2 separate regions of the Homo sapiens genome follow, and region 1 is linked to region 2. The links are chromatin contacts, found by Hi-C or POLR2A ChIA-PET in ENCODE. All regions are on one chromosome and are shown on one strand. Each heading gives the region's core, a stretch centred on a gene start or an enhancer-like site at or near the end of the contact. The rest is flanking DNA. Distances are from core to core; before and after follow the strand shown.

Evidence for each region. A loop is a pair of places that touch in the nucleus more often than their neighbours do. ChIA-PET counts read pairs that join two places held with the same protein, here RNA polymerase II (POLR2A). Pooled maps may share reads with other maps.
Region 1: a loop to region 2 is called in a pooled map, with 2.7 times the contacts of the local background. The contact joins the enhancer-like site here to the promoter of MRPL1 in region 2. A Hi-C loop is called at or near these places in 1 of 50 pooled maps. POLR2A ChIA-PET finds 5 or more read pairs at or near these places in 2 of 52 experiments (OCI-LY7 and SK-N-SH).

Annotation. Positions count from the first base shown.
Region 1 is chr4:78,716,034-78,722,345 of GRCh38, forward strand. It overlaps LOC101928893 (a long non-coding RNA gene), which reads left to right and starts at 48. Exons shown (of 3, transcript NR_188357.1): 1 at 48-102. RefSeq lists enhancers at 4,062-4,356, 4,196-4,766, 5,027-5,156, 5,339-5,909, 5,407-5,456 and 3 more and a cis regulatory region at 4,990-5,474. Within about 2 kb of position 5,047, at least 3 of the 41 ENCODE cell types and tissues checked have a DNase peak (open chromatin) inside an H3K27ac peak, as active enhancers do.
Region 2 is chr4:77,859,923-77,866,108 of GRCh38, forward strand. It overlaps MRPL1 (mitochondrial ribosomal protein L1), which reads left to right and starts at 2,908. Exons shown (of 9, transcript NM_020236.4): 1 at 2,908-2,957. The coding sequence starts at 2,927. RefSeq lists a silencer at 896-1,111 and enhancers at 2,596-2,995, 3,356-3,455.

The DNA of each region.
Region 1 (6,312 bases), core at 3,797-6,296, 860 kb after region 2:
TTCTGACCGCGCTAACCATGCCTAGGAAGGAAAGGAGTTGTTGTTTTGTAGAAGGTGCTGGGGTTTGAGGGGTCAGTCGGACACGATTGGCAGGGAGAGCACGTGAGTTTTTATGAGAATTATGCCGAGATAGGTAACAGATGAGGAAGAAATTTGGGCTTGATTGAAGTAATGGGGGCTGTCTGTGAAGCTTTGCGGCAGTACAGCCTAGGTAATTTGCTGAGCTTGATGGGTGTCAGGGTCAGTCCAAGTGAAAGCGAAGAGAGGCTGGGATTAAGGGTGCAAAGGAATAGTAAAGAAAGCATGTTTGAGATCTAGAACAGAATAATGGGTTGTAGAGGCAGGTATTGAGGATAGGAGAGTATATGGGTTTGGCACCGTGGGGTGGATAGGCAAAACAATTTGGTTGATAAGGCGCAGATCCTGAACTAACTTGTAAGGCTTCTCTGGTTTTAGGACAGGTAAAATGGGGGAATTGTAGGGAGAGTTTATAGGCTTTAAAAGGCCATGCTGTAGCAGGCGAGTGATAACAGGCTTTAATCTTTTTAAAGTGTGCTGCGGGATGGGATATTGGCGTTGAGTGGGGTAAGGGTGATTAGGTTTTAATGAGATGGTAAGGGGTGCATGATCGGTCACCAAGGAGGGAGTAGAGGTATCTTATACTTGTGGGTTAAGATGGGGAGATACAAGAGGAGGACACAAAGGAGGCTTTGGATTGGGAAGAAGGGCATCAATGAGATATAGCTGTAGTCCAGGAATAGTCAGGGAAGCAGATAATTTAGTTAAAGTGTCTCAGCCTAATAAGGGAACCCGGCAGGTGGGGATAACTAAAAAGGAGTGCTTAAAAGAGTATTGTCTAAGTTGGCACCAGATGGGGAGTTTTAAGAGGTTTAGAAGCCTGGCTGTCAATACCCACAACAGTTATGGAGGCAAGGGAAACAGGCCCTTGAAAAGAAGGTAATGTGGAGTGGGTAGCCTCCATATTGATTAAGAAGGGGATGGGCTTACCTTCCACTGTGAGAGTTACTGGGAGCTTGGCGTCCGTGATGGTCTAGGGGGCTTCCGAGGTGATCAGGCAGTGTCAGTCTTCAGCCGCTAAGCCGAGAAGATCTGGGAAGGAGTCAGTCAGAGAGCCTTGGGCCAGAGTTCCAGGGGCTCTGGGAGTGGCTGCCAGGTGAGTTGAACAGTCCGATTTTCAGTGGGGTCCCACACAGATGGGATGCGGCTTAATAGGAATCCCAGGCTGCAGGCATTCCTTGGCCTAGTGGCCAGATTTCCGGCACGTGTAGCAAGCTCCTGTGGGAGGAGGTTCTGGAGGAACGCCTGGTCGCTGCAGTTCAGGTGTTTGGAAGTTCTTGTGTGCTGGAGATGTGGCTGGGGTTTGTCTCACAGTGGAGGCAAGGAATTGCAACTTTTTTCTATTATTGTACACCTTGAAGGCGAGGTTAATTAAATCCTGTTGTGGGGTTTGAGGGCGGGAATTTAATTTTTGGAGTTTTATTTAATGTTGGGAGCAGATTGGGTAATAAAATGTATTTTGAGAATAAGACGGCCTTTTGACTTTTTAGGGTCTAGGGCTGTAAAGTGTCTCAGGGTTGCTGCCAAACAAGTCATGAACTGGGCTGGATTTTTATATTTGATGAAAAAGAGCCTAAACGCTTCTGATTTGGGATGAAGAAAAAGGAGCATTAACCTTGACTATGCCTTTATCTCCAGCCACCTTTTTAAGAGTAAATTGCTGGGCAGGAGGGGGAGGGCTAGTCATGGAACGAAACTGTAAGCCAGACCAGGTGTGAGGAGGGGAGATGATAAAAAGATTATAGGGTGGAGGAGCAGAGGCTGAGGAAGAATTGGGACCTAGCTCGGCCTGGCGAGGAGCAGCCTGGGGAGGAAGGGAGAGGTCAGATGGGTCTGTAGAAAGGGAAGATTAGAAAGACTCAGCGACGCTTGGGGTTGGTACTGAGGGGACAGGCGGGAGGGACAGAAGGAAGATTTGGGAAGAGTTGCACTGGGCACAGAGACTAGGAAGGGACTGATGTGTAAAAGAATGCCTGGACGTCAGGCACCTCAGACCGTTTGCCTATTTTACGGCAAGAATTATTTAGATCTTGCAGGATGGAAAAATTCAAAGTGCCATTTTCTGGCTATTTGGAACTACTGTCGAGTTTGTATTGGGGTCAAGCGGCATTGCAGAAGAAAATAAGGCATTTAGGTTTTAGGTCAGGTGTGAGTTGAAGAGGTTTTAAGTTTTTGAGAACACAGGCCAAGGGAGTAGAAGGAGGAATGGAGGGTGGAAGGTTGATGATAATGAAGGAAGCAAGCCTAGAGAAAAGAGAGAGTAGAGAAATGGAGGGAAGGGGTTCGGGGGTTCTTACCTTCCAGAAAAGTGGGAAAAGGGGTTGGGGCACAGAGATAGGAGGTCAGGGCATGGAAATAAGGGATGGGGTGCAGAAATAAGGGGTTGGGGCACAGAAATAAGGGATCAGGGCATGGAAATAAGGGATCGGGGCATGGAAATAAGGGATTGGGGTGCAGAGATAAGAGGTCGGGGCACAGAAATAAGGGATTGGGGCACAGAGATATAAGAGGTTGGGGCACGGAAATAAGGGATTGGGGTGCAGAGATATGAGGTTGGGGTACTTGCCCCTCTTCTAGAAAAGCGGGACTTGCCGCTAAGAATGAAGGAGAAGGGGTTGAGGGGTACTTGCCCCTCCCCCAGAAAAGCAGAGAAGGGGTAGACACAAGGAGAGAAGGGGTTGGGGTACTTGCCCCTTCCCCAGGAAAGCAGGACTTGCTGCTAAGGGTGAAGGACCAAGGCAGGCGTCCCTGCGTGGTCTGGCACCTTTGAAACATGGGTGAATAATGACAGAGGCGTCCCTGCAATGATTAAACACCAAGGGAAGGCTGCCTTCCCAGTCCGTGACCGGCGCCGGAGTTTTGGGTCCACAGATAAAATGTGTCTCCTTTGTCTCTCCCAGAAAATGAAAGGAATTGAAATTAAGAGAGGGGAGAGATTGAAGAGTGGAAAGGAGAAAGTGGTTGAGGGACAGTGAGAGAGGTTGGAGAAGAGAGTAAGAAGAGGCTGCTTACCTGATTTAAAATTGATGAGATGTTCCTTGGGCTGGTCAGTCTGAGGACCTGAGGTTGTAGGTGGATCTTTCTCATGGAGCAAAGAACAGGAGGACAGGGGATTGATCTCCCAAGGGAGGTCCCCCGATCTGAGTCACGGCACCAAATTTCATGCACATCTGTGTGAAGAGACCACCAAACAGGCTTTGTGTGAGCAACATGGCTGTTTATTTCACCTGGGTGCAGGTGGGCTGAGTCTGAAAAGAGAGTCAGTGAAGGGAGATAAGGGTGGGGCCGTTTTATAGGATTTGGGTAGGTAAAGGAAAATTACAGTCAAAGGGGGTTTGTTCTCTGGCGGGCAGGAGTGGGGGTCACAAGGTGCTCAGTGAGGGTGCTTTCTGAGCCAGGATGAGCCAGGAAAAGGACTTCACAAGGTAATGTCATCACTTAAGGCAAGGACCGGCCATTTGCACTTCTTTCATGGTGGAATGTCATCAGTTAAGGTGGGGCAGGGCATATTCACTTCTTTTGTGATTCTTCAGTTACTTCAGGCCATCTGGGCGTATATGTGCAAGTCACAGGGGATGTGATGGCTTGGCTTGGGCTCAGAGGCCTGACAGAAGTTTTCCCTTGGCCCTTGACAATATATTATATGATATTAAATCAATGTTATATTACTTAGAAGTGATGATGATATTATAGTTATGCGGAGAATGACTTTGTTCTTACTGCTTGTATTAAGGTATTAAGGGATGAAATGCTGTGAAAATGGTTCAATTAAAAACAACAGATGATAAATTATCCGTGAAAAAAAAAAAAACAACCCAGATACCAGTCAAATTGAAATAGAGGAAAAAAACAACAGAATGAGAGAAAGAGAGAAAAAGGCAAAATCTTAACGATTGTTAAATCTGGATGATGGGTATACAGGTTTTCATTGTACTATTGTAACCAGCCAGTGGGTTCATGTTGCCCACTGCCCAGATAGAGCCGATTTATGAAGACAGGGGAATTGCAATAGAGAAAGAGTTTAATTCATGCAGAGCCTGCCGAACAGGAGACTGGAGTTTTATCACTCAGAGCAGTTTCCCTGAAAATTTGGAGGTTAGGGATTTTCAAGGACAGTTTGGAGAGCCAGGAAATGGGTGCTGCTGATTGGTTGGGGATGCAGTCCTAGGAGTGTGGAAAGTGTCCTTGAGCCTGCTGAGTCCGCTTCCGGGTGTGGCCACAGGACCAGTTGGCAGGATCGGTGGAGCCATCAGCCTTCAGAGACAAAAACCTGAAAAGGCTAATCTCAGGTTCTCCAAGAGTGATGTGATCTGCAGGAGTAATTGGGGAAGTCACAAATCTTGTGATCTCTGGAATAATGGCTGGTAGTCCTTTCCATCTACACTACAGCAGAATTCAGGCTCCTTTCATTCTAATCTAGTGGTCATTCATTAGCTTTACAAAGGCAGTTTAGTTTTGGAAAGGGCTATTATCATTTAAACTATAAACTAAATGTATTCCAAAGTTAGCTTGGCCCAAGCCCAGGAATCCTTAAGGGCAGTTTGAAGATTAAGGGCAAGATGGGGATTGGTTAGATGAGATCTCTTTCACTGTCATAATTTTCTTACGGTTATAATTTTTGCAAAGGCGATTTCACTACTATTTCAATTTTTCTGTGGCTTTACCTTTTCGAAAAAGTAAAACTGAGGGGGAAATATTGCAGAGTTCAATGTACAGTACATTTTTTTTTCCTTTTAAAATGCAGAAGAGGGTTGGTCTACTTCAAAAAGTTCATTAATATTAGAATTATATTCTAAAATAATGGAAGGCCTTATAGAAATCTTCTACTCAGGTTTGGGGTTGCCGTTTATAACTTTTAGCTCCTGCTTTCCCCATGCTTACAAACCCCCTTTCTTTTTTCTTTTTTTCCCCCACAAGTTGCTGGACTGTGTCATAAGATTGCAGCATGCAGCCATGTTCATAGCACCACGCCGAATCCTTTCTGGTGAGGGTATCTCATATTGTGGCATTGGCATTGTCGCTGCTGACATTTTGAGTCTGCCCCCTCTGTATCTGGTGCGGAGTTGATCATGATGAGGTGACAGAGGCAGAACTGCCAAAGGTGACAGAATCATCTGTGTACACAGTTCTCTTCCATTTCCGGTTTTGAGTCCTGGGCTCTTTTATCTTGCTCCTCTTTCTGGCACAGCCCAGACTCCCTTCGGGGTCATTTCCGAAGTGGAACCCGTGCTCGGTCACTCCGCCTTTCTGTTTCCTTCCCCTCAGCAGTGAAAGAACCTTGCTTTGAAAATTGTTCAAAGGGGGATGGGGTGGTTGGCAGTTGTAAGTAACTAAATTCAAACCTTATGAAAGAGCATGACTTTAGGCTCTTATATAAATATATCCTGAAAAAAGTATATGTACTCTGAAGGGAGAGACCAGTAAAGTGTTGCTTAAAAAGAATATAGCTAACAATAGTGACCACAAAAGCATCATGCATATGAAAAAGCATGACCTTTGGAGTTAGGTAGACCTGGGCTTGACTCAACCATGCCACTTGCTGACAGGGTGATCTTGAATAAATTACTTAACTTCTCTGAACCTCAATTTCCTTATCTATAAAATGGAACAAACAATACCTGATTCTTGCTAGAGTGAAAAGTTACAATATAATTTTTCCTTCCTGGCTGAGAGGCTTCCAGACATCTGAACATGAATCTGGTGTAACTGCTGAGCTCAGCCCAAAGTGATCCTTTCTGTTCCACAGGAATGATTGAGTACACAGCCAAAATGAGAGACAGGGGGCAGTTGAATAGGTTCCCTGAGGGCAAAGTGCAAAGCCCTTGTTTGAAGTCTTTTATAATTCAAATCTATCGAGATAGTATCAGCACTTCTCAAACTTTAATGTGAAGAAGAATCACTTGGAGCTCTCGTTAAAATGCAGATTTTGATTCTTTAGGTCTGCAGTGGGCTTCTAACTGTAGACGTCCTGAACTTCTATCTAGAACTTCTATCTAGCTCCCGGGGGATGGAGATGCTCCTCTTTCATGAACCACCCTTTGAATAGCAAGGCCCCAGGGCATATATTTAAAAACCTGAGATTTCTCCAGATTGGGAACTTCTAGGATTTCCAGACTCTACTTTTTCTTCATTCTCACTCTCCTTCTGGAGAGTGGGCACTTAACATGCCCATTTTTAGTTATTATTCTATTAATTGCAATCCTCCTTTCACCGTGTTTTAATGAAGTAAAGCTC
Region 2 (6,186 bases), core at 1,658-4,157:
TGCTCTATTACAAGCTTATCCAACCCACAGCCTGCCAGCCACATGCAGCCCAGTATGACTTTGAATGCGGCCCAACACAAATTTGTAAACTTTCTTAAAACATTATGAGATTTTTTGATGATTTTTTTTTTAAGTTCATCAGCTATCATTAGTGTATTTTATGTGTGGTCTAAAAGATTGGATATTCCTGCTCTATTACCTCTTTTTAGTGAGAAGAAACTCATTATGTACTAAATATTTACAGTCTTGGAGTTCCCATTTCAGAGTATGGATTTTTGTAGTTTTTATAAAGTCCTTTTGTTGTTTTTATAAAGTCTCAGGCTAAGGCCGGGAGCGGTGGCTCACGCCTGTAATCCCGGCACTCTGGGAGGCCGAGGCGGGTGGATCACGAGGTCAGGAGACTGAGACCATCCTGGCTAACACGGTGAAACCCCGTCTCTACTAAAAATATAAAAAATTAGCCGTGCATGGTGGTGGGCGCCTGTAGTCCCAGCTACTCGGGAGGCTGAAGCAGGAGAATGGCGTGAACCTGGGAGGCGGAGCTTGCAGTGAGCCCGAGATCACACCACTGCACCCCAGCCTGGGCGAAAGAGTGAGACTTCGTCTCAAAAAAATAAAAATAAAGTCTCAGGCTAAGGAATCTCTTTATGTATTGTTATATACAAAACTGGAATCTGGATCCTACCTAATGCCATCGAGTTCTGGTGACCAGAGTGGGCAACAGGTAAGCTGTACCTGTACAGGACATTACTTTAATTAGGCTACCACTATAAGCATACTATATGGTATGTAAGCATACTATATGGTAATAGTTTCAATATAGGATGTTTAAACTCTCTTGTTAGAACAGTAGACATAAAAAAGTCCATAAATGGGGCCTGCCGTGTTGGTTCACACCTGTAATCCCAGCACTTTGGGATTGCTTGAAGCCAGGAGTTTGAGACCAGCCTGGGCAAAAAAGAAAGACACCCCACACTCCCCGCTGTCTATAAAGAAAAATAAAAATAAGTTAGCCAGGTGTGGTGGTGTGTGCCTGTAGTCCCAGCCCCTTGGGAGGCTGAGACATGAGGATCACTTGAGCCCAGCAGGTGAAGGCTGCAATGAGCTATGATCTTGTCACTGCACTCCAGCTTGGGTGTCAGAGTGAGATCCTGTCTTGAGAGGGGGAAAAAAAAGTCCACAGATGGGGGCCAACTGACCCCAGCTGTGGACTGTGGAAAGGAAACAGATATAGGGTCTAAGGACCAGCACCTCTAATCTGAGTGTTTGTTTTTCTCTGAAATTGACTGGGTAAACTTGCTCCAATTCTGGTACTTACTCTCAAATTGAATTAGTTTTTTTCATTTATGCATAGCCAAGTACACTGCTTGACACATGGCAGGCACTCATATATTTGTGAAAAGAAGGGAGGATGAGAGGGAGCGAGGGAGAGAAGGAAAAGTTTACAAAGATAGATTTAAGTTCTTCGATTTTTTTGCATAAGTCACAAATTGTTATAGAATCTTTGAAGTAACTGCTTAGGTGTTAACAAGACAAGGCAATACATTAGAAATCTTATTTTTTCATGTAGATGAGTACTATGTATAAATATGAATAAAGCATCTGGGAAATGCCTTTGATCCAGTTCATCTGCCTGTGGGCAGCTTCATTGAAGCAAGTTAATTTTGCAGGCTTGCCATTCTAATTGAGTCACTAATTCATGTATGCATATATTCATTTATTCAGCAAACATTTACTGAGAGCCTCCTATGGGCCTGGCACTGAAGTATGTGCTGAGGTTACAAAAATGAGTAAGATGGTTTCTACCCATAAAAAGCTCAGACTGGTGACAAGAACTGATATATTGTGGTGATGGCTGCACAACTCTTTGAGTACACTAAAAACCATTTAATTGTACAATTTAAATTGGTAGATTGTATGCTATGTAAATTATATCTCAAAACTGTTTAAAAGAAACACAGCCTGAGGCGAAATCTTTAAAAAGTTACCTAGGTGATGTAGGGTACGGTACACACGAAGCAGAGAAGATAGAATGAACCAAGTTATGGAGGTGAGAAACGTGTGTGTGTGTGTGTGTGTGTGTGTGTGTGTGTGTGTGTTGTGGGGGAGGTAAGCTGGGAAGTGATAAAATCCGTAATCAGATTTGTTTTAGATAAACCACACCGACAGCTGTGACGTAATGGAAAGTACACTCATTCTGTTTTGTTTTTGTTTTTTTTTCCTATCAGAATAACTTGTGCGTGGGTCTTGGAGCTGCCATTTTAAAACTAGAAATGTTTTATAAATGTCAAGTATTATTATTCAATTGATCCTAATGGTAAGTCTACTCGCTTGCCAGCAGGGGGTAAATGTAGAGATTAATTTAAGATTTTAAAGCTAAGGTTGATCTTGCGCTGACAGAAAGTTTGACAATTAGCAAAAAAAGTTTGTCAGTGAGTTGGACACCTCCCTCGGGTAGCGGCGAAAACGCCTAGAGAATTTTTAAAATAAGTCTTTCCAAGGCCGGAAAAGTGGCGGAGGAAGCTAGTGGGTTTCAGGGTTCCTGTTTTTCAAGATTTTACGTTGGGTATTAAGTACTCTCACAGCCTGTTAAAATTGTCGCTCTGAGTACACTTGCAGGATCAAAAAAGAAAAAGAATAAGAAGGAAGGATTAAAATAATCACAGCATCGCCAACAGGATCGTATTTTCCCGAAGGTGGTTAACCAGCCATACCGGAACCACGAAACACACAGGGTCCTGGGCAACACGGAGGACTAACAGTAACACCGCCACGCCGGCAGCAAAGCTCATTTTGGTCCCCGCCCCGTTCCTCTTTCTCTTTTTAACTCCTTCCCTCTTTGCGGATTCTAGAACGGAACCTTTTTTTAATTCTTCCCAGTAGAAACGTAGGAACAATTTCGTGAACGCAATCCGGAGTGCCCAACATGGCGGCGGCCGTAAGGTGCATGGGTAGAGGTAAGGCGAGGGGTTGTCTTGCAGGGGAAATGGCTCTGGCACCGAGTCTCTGGTTGCAGCAGAGTGCAAGGCGGATTCTGCTCTGGGTGCTGAAAATGCCTCGTGCTGTTTCTGGTCTCTAGGTTTTTCAGAGGGTGGGTCATTACTACTTAAAAGTGACCTTATGAAGGGTTTCACTCCATTCTGGAGACGTCCACCCTGAGGGAGGGAGTGGGAGCGGGACGTACATCGAGCGCCCTCCAGCCACCTATGGGCATGGCAAGGACTGGGTCGTCTCTGATACTGGGGTGTGGGCTGCGGGTAGTGGAGTGTGATAAGTGAGGTGAGTTCTGATAAGGGAAAGATGATGTATTTGAGTGGCTTAAGTCTGTAAATTAGAGCAATTTTCAAAGTGCTTTTTGGTGCTTTCGGAATTACTTCGTTATAGGCGATTCCAGTTCTTAAACTTCCATAGGTGGTCTAATTTGGATCAACGTTTATCATTTGAGGGGGCTAATTCTGTAGTACCTCTTGGTAGCGCCTCTTTTCATCTTAATAATTTCAACTTTTTGTCTACGATGACAGCCCTTTCTTGTGCAACAATTTTTTTTTTTTTTTTTTTTTGAGACGGCAGTCTCGCTCTGCCACCCAGGCTGGGAGTGCTGTGGTGCGATCTCAGCTCACTGCAACCTCCGTCTCCCAGGTTCAAGCGATTCTCCTGCCTCGGCCTCCCGAGTAGCAGAGACTACAGGCGTGTGCCACCATGCCTGGCTAATTTTTGTATTTGTAGTAGAGACAGGGTTTCACCATGTTGACCAGGCTAGTCTTGCACTCCTAATCGCAGGTGATCCGCCCTCCTCGGCCTCTCAAAGTGCTGGGATTACAGGCGTGAGGCACTGCGCCCGGCCTGTGCAACGCTTTTTGCTTTTATTTTGTGTTTTTGAAGTCCAGTGATATATATTGTTTAATTTAGGTAGGTCTTTAGGTAGAAGCAGTAGCCAGCATTACCCCCATTTTACAGAGGAAGAAACTGAACTTATTAGATATGTGGCCAAGTTCATATAACTAGTAAATGGCAGAGGAAGTACTGAAGCTTGCAATCCTAGGTCAGTGATACATGTATATTTAACACTGCATCACAGTTTTTTTTTTTTTTTTTTTGAGTTTCTTTTTAGGAAAACTGTGTCAAGAGAGTTATTGCTCAAAAATTAGGGGTGACAAGAGATAACAACAGACCCTGATGCCTACTTTGTGAGCAAACCAAAATGTATATTATTTCTGAAAGGAGGTTGAAGGCATCTTCATGTATGACAGAAATCGTTATGTTACACAAATCCAAAGAAACCAAAAATACCTGAATATTATAATTTTCTTGTCACATTTTCTTCTCTTGGCTTCTAGGATATCTCTCTGTTAATTGTCTTCCTATTTCATGTGTCATTTTTTCTCACATTACTTGGCTGGTTCCTCTTCCTCTCCCCAGCCTCTTTACTTTGGAGTGTTCTGGAAGCCAGGGTTCCATCCTTCATTCTCATCTCTTCTGTATCTAAATTCACTCCTTGGTTAGCTCATCCAAAGTTTGTGGCTTTGATTATTGTCTATCTTTTTTATTTTTTTAATTGTTTACTTATCAGGAGAAACTTTCACATTTCATAGTTCAAGAACACAGGTCAGTGACAAACTTTTAGGTAATTCAACCCAAAGAAATTCTTTATATTGCAAAATCACTTTGTGCTCTGAAATATACGTTTTCCTCATCTCCTCAAAATCTTTTATGGAATCATCATTTCTGTAGGAGTCGACACATGCCTTCTTTCTTGGCTCAGCCACCGCGAACATAGCGAAAACCCCCAGGGATACAATGAATGCTTCAACAATATGAAATTGCAAATGTTTTGCCAGAAGGCCCCACATCGGAGGTTCATTAAAGCACTGGAAGCCACGGTAGCTACTGTTCTTTTTAGGTATTAGCCTCAATACCAGCATTCTTCCTGGCTGTTGGAGAAATGGATGGCCAATTATTGTGTATATCTTTTTTTTTTTTTTTTTTGAGAAGGAATCTTGCTCTGTCACCCAGGCTGGAGTGCAGTGGCACGATCTTGGCTCATGCAACCTCTGCCTCCCGGGTTCAAGCAATTCTTGTGCCTCAGCCTCCCAAGTAGCTGGGATTACAGGCGCGTGCCACCATGCCCGGCTAATTTTTGTATTTTTAGTAGAGGTGGGGTTTCACCATGTTGGCCAGGCTGGTCTCGAACTCCTGATCTCAAGTGATCCACTCACCTCTGCCTCCCAAAGTGCTGGGATTACAGGCATGAGCCACCATGCCCAGCCGATTATTGTCTATACCTTAATGGTTATCAAATTTATATCTACAGTTGGGATCACTCTTCTGAACTTTAGATTCTTATACTCATCTGAGTATTCTACATCTCCACTTTGATAGCATATCAGCACCTTGCAGTTGTTTAAAATCAAATTCATTGTCATAGCCTGCAGTCTTTTTCTTCTCATTTGAAGGCAATTCCATCCTTCATTTGTCCAGGCCAAAACCTCAGAATATCCTTGACTCTTTTTTTTTTTTGAGACAGGATCTCACTGTGTTGGCCAGGCTAGAGTGCAGTGGCCCGGTCACGGCTCACTGCAGCCTTGACCTCTGGGGCCCACTATGACCAGCTAATTTTTTTTTTGGTAGAGATGAGATCTCACTGTGTTGCCCAGGCTGCTCTCGAGCTCCTGGGCTCAAGTGATCCTTCCACTTCAGTCTCCTGAAGTGCTGGCAGTACAGGCTCTGAGCCACTGCACCTGGCTGACTCCTCTCTGTATCTCACACTTTACATTAAATAGTTTGCAAATCCTGTTGGCTTTACGCTTAAAATAAATCCAGACTCTGACTTCTCACTGCCCCACTGCAGCTACCTTGTTCCCACCTGCTACCATCTCTCACTTGGATTTCTCTACAGTCTACTGTCAATGAGTAGTGAAATTCATCCTTTAAGGACCTCAGTCATGTTACTCCTGTGCTCAGAACTCTGCAAAGCCTTTCCATTTTTCTAAATCCAAAGCCCTTAGAATGGCCTACAGTTGTGCTATTCATTTTGTTAGCCACTATTTATTGAGCACTTCAAATTGGTTAATCTGAATTGAATTTGTCAAATATACATTAGATTTTGAGGGCTTAGCATAAAAAAAAACATGTAAAATACTTTTTTCTGAGATGGAGTCTTGCTCTGTTGTCCAGGCTAGAGTGCAG